Linked DNA regions of Mus musculus: region 1 is linked to region 2. Evidence: chromatin contacts called from ENCODE Hi-C or POLR2A ChIA-PET data. All regions are on one chromosome and are shown on one strand. Each heading gives the region's core, a stretch centred on a gene start or an enhancer-like site at or near the end of the contact. The rest is flanking DNA. Distances are from core to core; before and after follow the strand shown. Region 1 holds the start of Haus2 (HAUS augmin-like complex, subunit 2). Region 2 holds the start of Zfp106 (zinc finger protein 106).

Evidence for each region. A loop is a pair of places that touch in the nucleus more often than their neighbours do. ChIA-PET counts read pairs that join two places held with the same protein, here RNA polymerase II (POLR2A).
Region 1: a loop to region 2 is called in a map of left cerebral cortex, with 5 times the contacts of the local background. The contact joins the promoter of Haus2 here to the promoter of Zfp106 in region 2. A Hi-C loop is called at or near these places in 10 of 37 maps with a recorded cell type or tissue (adrenal gland, heart and left cerebral cortex). POLR2A ChIA-PET finds 5 or more read pairs at or near these places in 3 of 5 experiments (Patski and embryonic stem cell).

Annotation. Positions count from the first base shown.
Region 1 is chr2:120,607,010-120,613,742 of GRCm38, reverse strand. Haus2 (HAUS augmin-like complex, subunit 2) reads right to left here and starts at 4,361. Exons shown (of 6, transcript NM_025475.3): 1 at 4,198-4,361; 2 at 1,313-1,405; 3 at 623-692. The coding sequence starts at 4,290. Lrrc57 (leucine rich repeat containing 57) reads left to right here and starts at 4,385. Exons shown (of 6, transcript NM_001159612.1): 1 at 4,385-4,628; 2 at 4,720-4,825; 3 at 4,932-5,070; 4 at 5,676-5,944. The coding sequence starts at 4,742.
Region 2 is chr2:120,560,730-120,567,371 of GRCm38, reverse strand. It overlaps Zfp106 (zinc finger protein 106), which reads left to right and starts at 3,513. Exons shown (of 22, transcript NM_011743.3): 1 at 3,513-3,685.

The sequences.
Region 1 (6,733 bases), core at 3,112-5,611, 46 kb before region 2:
TTATGTGTATGTGTATGAGTATGTGTATGAGCCAGTGATCTCAACAAATGAGCCATCTCAATATTCTTCTTCTTAAACTCTGCTTGTTTGAGCTTCAAAACAAAACAAAAAACATAAACAAAAACTTAGTTCTGCCCAGTTTCTGATTACTGGTTAGTTCTCTTGGAACCGATGTTATAGAAGAGTGAAACTGATCCCTGGATTCTCTGAATTCTTGTCCTGCAATATTATGTCCCTTCTTGTCAAGACCTCCAGTGCTAGAATGGCATCACTACAGCTGAGCTACCGTGTCCCTCCAAACCCATGAGTGAAGTAAATCTTTTTTTCCTTGTACATCATTAAGCTCCAGATTAGCAGAGAAGTCAGTCAGGCCATGTCTGTATACTGTTTCCACTAGTCAATCAACTGGACTGGTTCATAGCTAGAACTACATAGCTAAAGGTACATAGTAAGACCCTGCCTAAAAAATGAAACAATAACCCTGAAAACATGTTAGGGCATGTCTATGGGGCAATACCTGGGAAAGATTATGACATTAGAATTCTACTGCGTGGTGTTTATATGCTGGTATAATTCAAGAGCAAGCTGAAATCCTAGTGATTGTTCTCTTAAGCAAACTTACTCAAATGGGAAGGATGAATAAGATCTGCTGTATCCTTTTCTAGCTTCAAAAGTTCAAGTTCCAGATTGTTCTACATGAGGAACAAAAGTAAACTTTAGCTCACTCAGAAAACGTCCTGAAGTTAGAATCTTAAAACACTGATAAAAATGGACAAGCTACAGAAACATGGTACAAGACATAAATATATTCCTTAAATGGGATGGAAGGATGGAAGGGTGCTTTATATGATAGCCAGGAAAATCGTTGGAGCTTTCATTTTGGTATCTTGACTTCCTGTTCTACAATTAACTAATAGAACAAGTCCCTATCAGCCATGCACTAAACATTGTTTTTTTTTTTTTTTTTTTTTTTTTTTGGTTTTTCGAGACAGGGTTTCTCTGTATAGCCCTGGCTGTCCTGGAACCCACTTTGTAGACCAGGCTGGCCTCCAACTCAGAAATCCGCCTGCCTCTGCCTCCCGAGTGCTGGGATTAAAGGCGTGCACCACCACGCCCGGCCTTAAACATTGTTTTAATTGCAAAAGAACACTATTCAAAAAAAATTAAGAAGTGTTTTGTTTGGTTTAGTTTAAAGTCGGGCATCAAACCCAAGGACTCTTGTAGCTAAGCACCCACATTTTCTCTAAAATACAACCCAGCATACACCACACTTTTTAAATGGAGAAGTAGAAGTGAAAAGTTCATAATTTACCTGGTAGATTTCAGCTTGAATATCTGAGATCTGTTGTAATCTGGAAAAGTTCACAAAGCAAGGAGCCATTTTCTTAGATACATCTAACATCTCCTATGGTAAATAATCAGGGAAAGCATAGAAGTTTCAAAGTTAGCACACCGAGATACAACACAAGGGACTAAAACGATAGTATGTTCACAGCTGCAGCTAACATAAAGAACATATTAAAATCTGTTTTTATTTTTGATGAGGACTCATGCAGCCCAAGCTAGCCTTGAGCTTGCTGTACAGCCAAGGATGTCCTACAACTTCTAACCTTCACACCTCTATTTTCTAAGTGAACAGCATAACACCATGTTTGTGTGTATGTGTGTGTGTGCACAAGACAGACAGACAGACAGACAGACAGATACACACATATGCAGAGAGAGAGAGAGAGGGAGAGAGAATGTTTTGCATATCTGTGTGCTGATATTAAAGGGATGTCCCACCAGTGCCCAGCTGGATTAAATTTTTGATGGTCATAGTGTCACTCTCCATGATCCATCTGTCCTCTGTACTGGCCAGATAGGATAGTTAAAAGGAAATGTGTTGTAAACAACCACCCCTGCATCTTTTAGGTCCTTGGTTGTGTTGCTAATTTCTGCAATTCCTCCTAGGATGTAATACTGTCTTTGATTCACTATTTTTCCTGGTAGAGGCAACTTCGATGTCTTCCATTTGGCCTTTCAAAACATAATAGCCCTCACTCCACAAGTCAGGAAACCAATATGGGAATTCTGCCGACTTCTAAGTATATTTATCCCAAATATACATTCTGGAACTGGGGAAATAACTACAGGATAAGTTTGGGAACTCAATGGACCTAACAGTGAGTTGGACTTCAGCCAAAACTCCATTAATCACCTGACCTCCATAAGCATTTAATTTTTGGGCTCATGCTTCCATAAGTTAAGAGTCTATGAGTCTATGACTATCTTGACAGACAGCATGGTTGCAGACAGAAATAGCATGGGAGAAGAAGCTGAGAACTTACGTGTTGAGAGATAAGCATGAGGCCAAAAGAGCCTCCAAGCCCACGCTCAAAGACAAACATCCTCCACCAAGACCACATTTCCTAATATTTCCCAAACAGGTGAAATCCTTCCATCAAATGGGTACTAGGTATTCAAATATATGAGTCTATAGAGGCCATTTTCACTCAAAGCACTACAGTATACATATGATTAAAATCAGATGCTATAGGAAGGAACATGGACACTAGAAGAAAAGAATGTTTGACCTAATCTATCAACCAAAGTAGAGAAACAGGACTGGAAAGAAAGCTGGCTTGGCATTTAAGAGCATTTGTTGTTCTTGCAGAGGACCCAGGTTCAATTCCCAGCAACCACATGGGGGCTTACTCCAGTTCCATGGGGATCCAATGCTTTCTTCTGACCTCCATGGGCAACAGGCATGCACATGATACACATACATTCATATATATATAATAATCATTTACAAAATAAATATATCTTAAAAAAAAAAAGAGTAGAGAACCACTCAAACCATGCCTGTATGTAAACAATTCCTTCCTTTAGAGCTCAGGCTATAACCTGGGACCTTTGTAGTGTTCTGCTTTCAATCTTGATGCTATATCTCTCTATATTCTGTGTTATTCCTTCCCTCAGAATAAAGCTGTTTTCAATTCTTTAGATAAGAGGCCAGGAACCTAAATCTTTCTAGCCCAGACCCCAATAGTAACATAGATTGGGTTAGACTAGCTAGCCAGCAAGCCCCACCTGTATCTGGCCCCTAGCTCTAGGACACGCACCATCACATACTGCTTTTACTTGGGCGTTAGGGATCTAAATTCAGCCCTCCATATGGTTGACACGAGAGACTTGGGAGTCTTAGGAGCTGGAAGCAGGAAGATGGCTCAGTGTTCAAGGCTAGCCTAGGATAGAGTGAGGACACCTCTCCATTAAAAAAAAGGAAACACCTAAAAAGACTAAAAAATCTTCCAGTATCTCTCAGCAAGCTGGAAGAATTAGATCCCATTACCCTCTCCTCTTTGCCATATCATCTTATAAAGTGAGTTAACAGCCAGGCATGGCGGTACACACCTGTAATGCCAGGGATAGTGAGTTACAGACCATCTAGGGCTACACAGCAAGACTCGGTCTCTAAATAAATAGTGCTAAAATAATAAGGGTGAACTGTGATGGCATTACGCTGTGAAAGATTTTGGCCTTTTCTTGGAGGCCCAGCATTGCTTCATACATCACCTGGTTGCTATGAGAACAAAGTTAAGCCCCCAGCCCACAGGAACAAGGTCCGGATGCCCTTTGGCTGACATGTAATCTTACTGTTAATGTTTGAATGACCCAATCCCATACCTTTGTTAAAATTCCTCGCATCCCTATCCCTTTTTCTTTTACAAAAACCCCTAGCTCTGGAGACTCGGGGTCGACTCCCCTGCCTCCTGTGTGAGGTACGTGTCGGCCCAGAGCTCTGCCAATAAAGCCTCGTGTGTATTGCAACAAGAAGGATTCTTGTGTGTTCGTGGGTGCACCCTATCCCTGGACTAGAGTAGGAGTCCCCATATCGGGGGTCCTACAGAAGAACTGTATTAAAGGGTCGCAGCCTTAGGAACACTTGTTCTAGAGGTAGTGTCACTGGAAGAAAAAAAAAGTGGAGCGCTGTTCCATCTCCCACAAACCGTCCTGGGATAACCCGCAGGCACTCAAAACAGAGTGCTCAGTCACTCAGTGCACCAGCCACTCAGTCCCTCACACTCGAAGAACCCACGGGAGTATGGTCACAGTCCTCAGCTGGCTCACTCACGCCCGCATAACCAGGACCACCACCTCACAGCAGAATTCTGTCGCCACCTTGATGACGCCATCGCCGCCCCCACGTACCTTAGTGACTATGCCCGAAGCTACCAAGTGGTTTAGCAGTAACCCAGCTGCAGTCTGCGAGGACGCTGGGTCCCACGGGTTGGCGGCCGCCATGGCTTCCGCACACCTCTGGAACTGGCGCGAGGAGTGAGGGGCAACACCGCGAACAGGCGCGCGGTTTGATGATGTCACAGGGCGTTCCTGCCCGGGCGGAAGCCCTGGGAGCGCGTCTCAGGCGAGCGCGGGTCCCCGGTGTTCCCTGGCGGAGTCTTCTTTGCACTGAGCGGTAGGAGGCGAGTCTCAAGCTCCCTGTTCCGGCAGCAGCTATCGGAGGCTCCCTGGCCCTTAGCTCTGCTGCCAAAGCATCAGGACCTTGTGGTAGCGCTGCCTGCTCGCCTGTTTTCTCCTTGCCACTCTTGGGCTGGCCCCAGGGAAGTAGGGATAGGCAGAAGGTGACAATTGGGACAGGAGACCCAAACGGGAGATTTAGCGACGACTGTATGTCTAGACTAGGCGGTGACAGCTATGCTTCTTTTCCTGCAGGGAACTGAGCCGTGGCGCTAGGATGGGTAACAGTGCTCTCCGTGCTCATGTGGAAACAGCGCAGAAAACTGGTGTCTTTCAGCTTAAAGACCGTGGTCTGACCGAGGTGAGACCTGAGGGGACCGGACCAAGAAACTAAAAGGGCTAGGGTTGGCGGGGTGGCGAAGACTATTGGTGCAGGATTTTTCCAAACTGTGAGCTCCTTTCTCCAGTTCCCCTCAGAGTTGCAGAAGCTGACAAGCAATCTTAGGACCATCGATTTATCCAACAACAAGATTGACAGCCTACCGCCTCTGATAATAGGAAAGTTCACTCTGCTAAAGAGCCTCTCCCTCAACAACAACAAACTGAGTATGGAATTTGTGTCTGGGCAGCTTTTGCTAGTAATCAGCAGTTATGAAGGGTGTTTTTCCTGTTAGATGATTTTTGTTATGAAATCATTTTAGGGGATGCAGAATGTTAGAGTATTGAAGCTTTAATCTCTTGTAATTAAATATAAAAGCCTCTTTGGGTGGTATAATGATTATTACTAGGTTAATTTGGACCTGGAAGACCTTTGGGAATCGATATAAACAGTTATCTAATTTCGGGGCAGGGTGGAATGGGAGGATCTTTTAAACTCCCTCAGATCGTTTTTAGAATACAGCTAAGCAAAAGGAACCCCTTACACACATACACAATTTTCTGCATTTTGATGGCTTCTTAACCTCCCAAACAGTTTGTGAAACCTAAACATGACCTGTGAGAATTCTATGTAAGAAGCCAGACCTGGTGACTTAGACCTACAGTAGCCCCAGCTACTCAGAGGTTGAGGCAGAAAGATCTTAATTTCAAGGCTATCCTAGACAACTTAATGAGATCCTGTCTCAAAAACAAGATGAAGCAGGCTACCATACTGTCTTTTTATAAATGTCATTAATTCTATCGGATTTGTTTTTTAATTTCTTCTTCACCAGCTGTTCTACCTGATGAATTATGCAATCTGAAAAAACTAGAGACACTAAGTCTCAACAACAATCACCTGAGAGAGCTACCATCTACCTTTGGGCAGTTGTCTGCCCTGAAGACGCTGAGCCTCTCTGGGAATCAGCTGGGAGCATTACCCCCCCAGCTTTGTTGCCTGAGACATCTAGATGTAGTAGATCTCTCTAAAAACCAGATTCGGAGTATACCTGACACAGTTGGGGAGCTGCAGGCCATCGAACTCAATCTCAACCAGAACCAGGTCCATACTTTGTGTTGTTTTGCCCCTCTCCCCAGTGTATGTTTGCATTTATGGTCTTCTGATTTCTTGTTCCTTAAACGATAATCATGGAGTTGGAAATTAGAAGCTAAAAGATATATAAGGTGAACTTACTCCAATGCCCAGAATCATGGAGTGGGTTGATAGTGGCTGTGTAATTGTGTTGAAAGTGTTTTGAGGAAGGAGTAACAGGGTGAGATAATTACACACACACACACACAAAATTAAACCTATCGAAGGTTTTACAGATATTTTCTTTTCACACCCATTATTTAGTGAGGAGCCGTGTCAGGGGTGATATAGTGTAGGAATGAGACCTGTACCCATAGGATCTGAGAGTCAGACGTTAGAAATTGTTGAGAAATCCATGTGATAGCTGTTCTGGAGCTACGTTATAATTGGACGACTTTACATGTGAAATGTTTTGAAGCTCCTTGGTTAACATTAGTATGGAGATGGTGCTCTGCTTCAGATATGAGGCACAGTGATGAAACATTTGAGATTCGGTAGCCTTGAGTTTTTAGCATTTATGTATATGTACATTATGCATGTATATTAGCTACTATGTTCATGTTATTACTGTGCTAAATTGTAGTTAGCATAATATTCAGCCTTTGAGGTTGGTTTTGTCTTTTTCCTGAGATTTCTAGGAAAGAACTGTCATTGGTATTCGTTGAATAATTCCACATTCCCTACTACTAGACCAGTTTCTCAGACCTTACTTGGATAACCTGGGGACCTTAAGGTCACCTAAGTGTTTGATTCAGTACG
Region 2 (6,642 bases), core at 2,264-4,763:
AGTTAACAGAATACGGTCACAGGAATTCCGAAGCAGCTTTGGCCAACAATGAACAAAACATTTATTTTGAGGAATGTCTGAAGGATTGACACAGGAAGTTACTCTTAAAGTCACGAAGGATATGATAAGTAGGAGTACTTCGGAAGTCTACGAGATAAAGAGTTTTCCAGGCAGTGGGAACAACAACAACAACGCAGCGCCTTCTGGAAGTTTCTTGTTAGAAGTTTAAGAGTTCGCTTTCTGAGACAAAAGAAAATGTGAAGACGTGGTAGCTCACATTGTGTAATCCTCAGGCTATCAGAAACTGAGGCTGGAGGATCACTTGACCTCTGGAATGTAAAGCCAAACTGATAACTTAGTGAGATCCTATTTCAGAGTACAGTCTATCACTGGGTTGGGGGGGAGAATGGAAGAGCCCTTTTAGCCCCGAGACCACCGCCATCAGGGCTGAGGATCAAGCTAGATCTTTAAAGGTCTTGTAAAATTTGGAATAATAAACCTAGGATTCGTTTTATACCCATTGAGTTACTGAAGGATTTTAAACAACTTGCCCCAAAAATTCTTCCAAGCATCTCTAAGAGTAAAGCAAAACAAATAAATAATATATAAATAAAAATATATATAAATAAATAAAAAGCTGGCAATATAGGGAATAAAAACTATTTCATAGAAATAGCCTCTTCTTAAGAGATAGAAGAAGTCTGAGAAATATCATTTGAATTTAATACCAAGGGATTGGTGATAGTTGACAGACATTGCAATAGTTTGGAGAAGAGAGAGACATGGGGACATTATAAAATGCTTTTGGAAACTTTGGCTTTTGTCAGAGGAAAAGGAAGAATAATGTATCTTATTCGTTTTTATTTTGTTAGGATGAAGACAGGAGGAAAAAAAAAAACCCAGATGAGAGAAACAGTTGAATTAAAAAAAAAATCAAGGGTGAGGTTGAGTAAAGATCGTGATTGGGTTAGAGCTTCAGTAGTCAAACCTCAGATGAGAGTTGGTGGTGTACACCGACAATCCTGGCACCAAAGGGGATCTTTGTGAGTTTGAAGCCAGCCCAGTTTACAAAGTAATTCTTTGTCTCAAAAGTAAATAAATAAAATTATGGGCTGGAAAGGTAGCTGTTCTTCCACAGGACATAAACTCAGTTTCCAACACCCACCTGGTAGGTAGCTCACGACTATCTGTAATTCCAGTTCCAGGGGATCCAAACCTTCCTCTGGCTTCCACAGGCACATATACAAGGATGGTACACAGACAATCATGCAGGCTAAATACCCATACAAATAAAATATAATAAAAAAAATCAATACTGATAGGAGGTTTAGATAGTGGTTAAAACCCATAATCTCAGCATCAGGAGGTGGAGAGGCAGATTAGAAATACAAAATCATCACCGACTATGACAATATAGTGATGTTGAGGTTAACATTAGCAACCAGAGACCCTGCCTCAAACAATAAAGCCGAGAGGGCTGAGGCTGCCAAGAAGGCTCAGCAAATAAAGCACTAGTTCTCAAGCCTAAGGGCCTCGTTGATTTTGATCCCTAATTTTGATTCCATATAGTTGCAGGTCCTCTGACTTCTCTATATGAGCACTGGGTGAAGCATGTTGCCATACACACACACACAAATACATAGATATACATATATATAAAACCCAAGACACTAAGCAGAAAGGAACATTCATGGAAGAGAGACTAACCCTCACAGAGTTGGGGGAAGGAGGAGTATTCTCAATGATAATGACAAAATTTATTTGTAAGCCTGTATGTTTAGAAACAGGAAGTTAACTTTTCTGGGAAGTCAGAAACGGACCCTTTGCTGATTAGAAAAGTGGCTGCAACTTTAAGGAAATTGAGAAGCGTTGGGGTGTTGTAGAATGTGATAGACAGAGATAAGCACTATTAAGGCCTGTAGCAATGAACTCAGAAGTTTGTTTTGTTAGTCTTTCTTAAATCATTTCTTGAGGGCAGGGAGAGAGAAAATATATGGCTGAATACAGTTAGGATTGGGATAATTGCATATGTATCAAAAGATGGCCTAGTCGGCCATCACTGGAAAGAGAGGCCCATTGGACACACAAACTTTATATGCCCCAGAACAGGGGAACGCCAGGGCCAAAAAGGGGGAGTGGGCGGGTAGGGGAATGGGGGTGGGTGGGTATGGGGGACTTTTGGTATAGCATTGGAAATGTAAATGAGCTAAATACCTAATAAAAAATGGAAAGAAAAAAAAAGGATTGGGATAATTATGGATGTAATACTGTAGTTCTCAATTAGGGACATTTTTTGCCCTCCAGGGGGACACTGGGCAGGGTCTAGAGAGTTGGGGGAACATTATCTTAGAATGCACTAGACAGCAACTGGTAACAGTTATCTGCTTCAAACTGTAAATGTTGCCTGGCATGGTGGCGCGTGCCTTTAATCCCAGCACTTGGGAGGCAGAGGAAGGCGGATTTCTGAGTTCAAGGCCAGCCTGGTCTACAAAGTGAGATCCAGGATAGCCAGGGCTACACAGAGAAACCCTGTCTCGAAAAACAAACAAACAAACAAACAAACAAACAAAACAAAGCAAAGCAAAGCAAAAACAAAAACAAAAACCTGTCAATGTTGTGAAATCCTGGTCTATGGTTATTTTGGTCCTCACTTATATTGGCATTTCTTGAACTATGTCTCTGAACTTAGAGCAAAGCACTTCTGTATGTAATCTCCCTTAAAGGGGAAGTAGAAAAAGCAGCCTAGCAGACCTTAAATGCTTTAAGGACTTGTGATGTCACAAATACACAATTGGAAGAATTCCCTAAACCTTTAGAAGGAATCTGGATTTACACATAAATGAAGGTAGCTGTTTATTTTGATTTGAGGCTTTAACGTATTTATTTATTTATTTAGGTTTTTCGACAAAGGGTTTCTCTGTGTAGCCCTGGCTGTCCTGGAACTCATTCTGTAGACCAGGCTGGCCTAGAACTCAGAAATCTGCCTGCCTCTGCCTCCCAAGTGCTGGGGTTAAAGGTGTGCGCCATCACTGCCTGGCTAGGCTAAGATTTAAATTGAGTTCTGTCCTTTGTTGAAACAGTATCACATTGTAGCCCAGGAACTATGTAACAGCTTTGCCTAGCCTTGAACTCCCGTTACACTCTGCTCTCAACCTCCAGAAGCAGAGGTGAGCTACCATGCCTAACTTGGAATCTATCTGTTCCAAAGTTTCACAAGGAAGGAATAGTTTTGAAATGTAGTCAAGACACTGCCACAGCTTATGGTGGAGGGCTTAGAAAGTAGGGGAAGTCCAGAAAGAGCTTGGAAAATGGGGAAAACAAACAAACAAACAAACAAACCAAGAAAAAGAAGGTGCAGCCAATTGGTTTGTGCAAAAGACCTATCTGGGCTCTTCATCCTTTTTGAGTAAGGCCACTTGTCTGGTGTCCGTTGTTCACTTCTTATGTTCAAATAAAGCTAGATGGTTGAAAAGGGCGGATGGAGTGGGAGGGGAGAGGGAGCGTGCTGAGTTGCGTGCGCCTGCGCGCTTGCGCGATGGTGGTAGTAGCGGCGGCGGCGGCGGCGTCAGTGCCCGGCGGGGAGCGGGTCCCGGGCCGCCGCCGGACCGGAGGCTAAGGGGGCGTCTGGGAGCTCCCTCGCCGGGTCCTCGGCGGCCAGATGGCGTAGGAAGGTCGGGCTGTGAGTGTGAGTAAGGAGGATGCGGCCTGGTTGGGCGTATCGGAGCCCGAGGGTCTGCCCCCTGGACAGGTGGTGGAGCTGCGCCTGCATGCGACCACGCTACGATGCCCCTTCTGACCTGTGTGGGTTTAGGGTTTATTGGCGAGCGGTGCGTCTGGCTTCTGGGCACAGATTCCAGCAAGGGCAATCCGATTCTGTTCGCAACCCAGACTGGACGCGTGGCTCCAGGTTTTTGACCTTTGGGGCAGGCCCTGACCTCTGTCGGCATGGGGTCTAGTCTAGGAGGAATCTCAGCCTTAGTTTAAAAGCTGTAGGTTTCAGGCCAGGGCCATCTCTAGCCTTCCGAGACTAACAGTGTCGCCTCTTTTTCCTGCTTTTGAGGACTCTACTTGTGGGATGCGTCTTAGCAATGTAGTAGCAACTAGTGGAACGGTATGTGTCCATTTAATATTTAGTACGATTTTGGTGCGTAGTGTGGAGAGGAGATTATTGCACCGCCTCCCGTTTCAGTCTGTTAGGTATAGTCATCTTTGAAAGTAACGTAAACTATCTTTTTGGGGAAGTTCCAGATTTCAGTGTTGTGTGTGTGTGTGTGTTTTTTTACCCCAACTTGGAAGCAGATTACAGTTCTAGCCACCATATCGGTTTATATTAAAGTGATTCCAATCACAGACTGATTAAGAGCCAAATCCTGTTCTAAAACTACAGGGGGGAATCTTAAAAGTGTAACGCCAAAAAACGAAAGAATGAATGATCAGATTCATCTACGAGTTACTTAGTATCTGCTTTGCGTGTGATAAGTACATTCAGGTGTGTCTTGGGAATTTAACAAGCTGTTGTAGTAGATGTTTTTGGGTAGTACTTTTTACATGAGGTACTGAGATACTGAGAGTGATTTGTTGAAGTTTTCACGTTGTGGAGTTAGTGAACTTCATCTCCGGTGATGGCTACGCTCATCTCTTTCTGATACACCCAATTAGACATTCTTTTTTTGTTTTTGTTTTTATTTTTGTTTTTTGAGACAGGGTTTCTCTGTATAGCTCTGGCTGTCCTGGAACTCACTTTGTGGACCAGGCTGGCCTCGAACTCAGAAATCCGCCTGCCTCTGCCTCCCAAGTGCTGGGATTAAAGGCGTGTGTCACCATGCCCGGCTTTTTTTTTTTTTTTTTAAAGACTTATTTGTTATTATATCTAAGTACACAGTAGCTGTCCTCAGATGCACCAGAAGAGGGCGTCAGATCTCATTCCGGATGGTTGTGAGCCACCATGTGGTTGCTGGGATTTGAACTCAGGACCTTCGGAAGAGCAGTCGGTGATCTTAACCACTAAGCCTCTCTCTAGCCCCAAATTAGACATTCTAAGCACTCCTTCGAGATCGGACTGAACTACTAGATACAGAAAATAGTAGAGTTTATTTTGATTCATAGTTTTGGAGAGAATCTGGCTTATGTAGCCCAGACTGGCCTCAAACTTGATCCTGAGTTCAATCACAGTGCTGGAATTTCGTACAGCCCATCGTAGATTTTAACTGGAGAGAGGGTCAAGATGGATTTTTGAAGAGAGCTTCAACAGTCAGGAAAGAAAAGGTGTGAAGGGATTTCATCAGTCTGGTGCAGAACCAGTGGCTTTGACACAAGGAAGGTGTTTTAAACAGAAAAACCATGTCCTTACTGTACATCCAGATTAGAACAAATTCAAGGCTGGTCTCTGAGAAAAGCAGGGAACATTGAGTGCCTTGGCTCTTAAACCCAAGATGAGATCTCTACATAGTTTGTGTTTTGTAAATGGGTTCTGGAAAGGGAAGTTGAGGATTTTTATACTAAAGGTTACATTACTCTTAACTGCTCATCTAGGATGCAAGTTGCCCATGAACAGCTTACACTCTGTTGCTGTGGTTGTAGTCTGAAAGGGGCTGTCCAGAAGTATGAGCTACCAGGTGTGTATCAGAGGACTTGTAAAATTTGTGCTTTTGTTAGACTGAGCCACTTCTGAAAGTGGAAAATGTTTGTCAAGGATGAAGGATAGAAGTGGTTCCAGAGTTTCAGTTTCACAGTCTGTGACTTTTTTTTTTTTTTTTTTTTCTTTTTCTTTTTCTTTTCAAGCTAAACAAACACTTTTTGGTTTTTCGAGACAGGGTTTCTGTGTGTAGCCCTGGCTGTCCTGGAACTCACTCTGTAGACCAGGCTGGTCTAGAACTCAGAAATCCACCTGCCTCTATCTCCCAAGTGCTTGGATTAAAGGTGTGTGCCACCACTGCCCAGCCCTATCTATATTATTCAATACTAAATTGTTTGTTTTCTTTGATAGGGTTTCATGAAGCTAAAGCTGACCTTTAAGTCTGCATACTTCCCAAGTGCTAAAATTATAAGCACCATCACGCCTAGCTTTTTTGTTTTGTTTTAAAAAGTGTGTGTGTGTGTTTGTGTTTGTTTGTTTCACTGAGCTACTTTGGACATTTCCTCCCTCTTTTTGAGACATGGATCAGTCTGTCTACCTTGCCCAGGCTGTCTTGAACTTGCTTCTGTTCTGTGCCTCATGAGTAACTGGGACTGCACGGCTTACCATCAGGAACCTTCAAAGGCTACAATGTTGTTGCATTTGTTAGTCTACATCTTGAGGTCTCTTTTAACACAGAGAAGTTTCATTTCTTGCTTTTTCACCTTGATTTGTTGAAGACACCTGTGTAGATAAAACTGATGATTCAGGCTTGTGATACATATCACTAAGCTTGTTACAACCAACTGGATGCTAGAGAACAGTGCTTATTGGATTCCTGCTAAATGCTCTGTCTGTGATGCTGTCTGCTGAGGTTTCCCATTTTTTAATGATACTGAGATTGACTAGTGGGCTTAGTGGTAAATTTAGCCTCAATGGTGGTTTCTCACTGTTTTTCATTTGTTTGTTTAATAATTCTTTGCTCTGTAGCCACAGCTAGCCTGAACCAATCTGGCTTTGAAAAACAG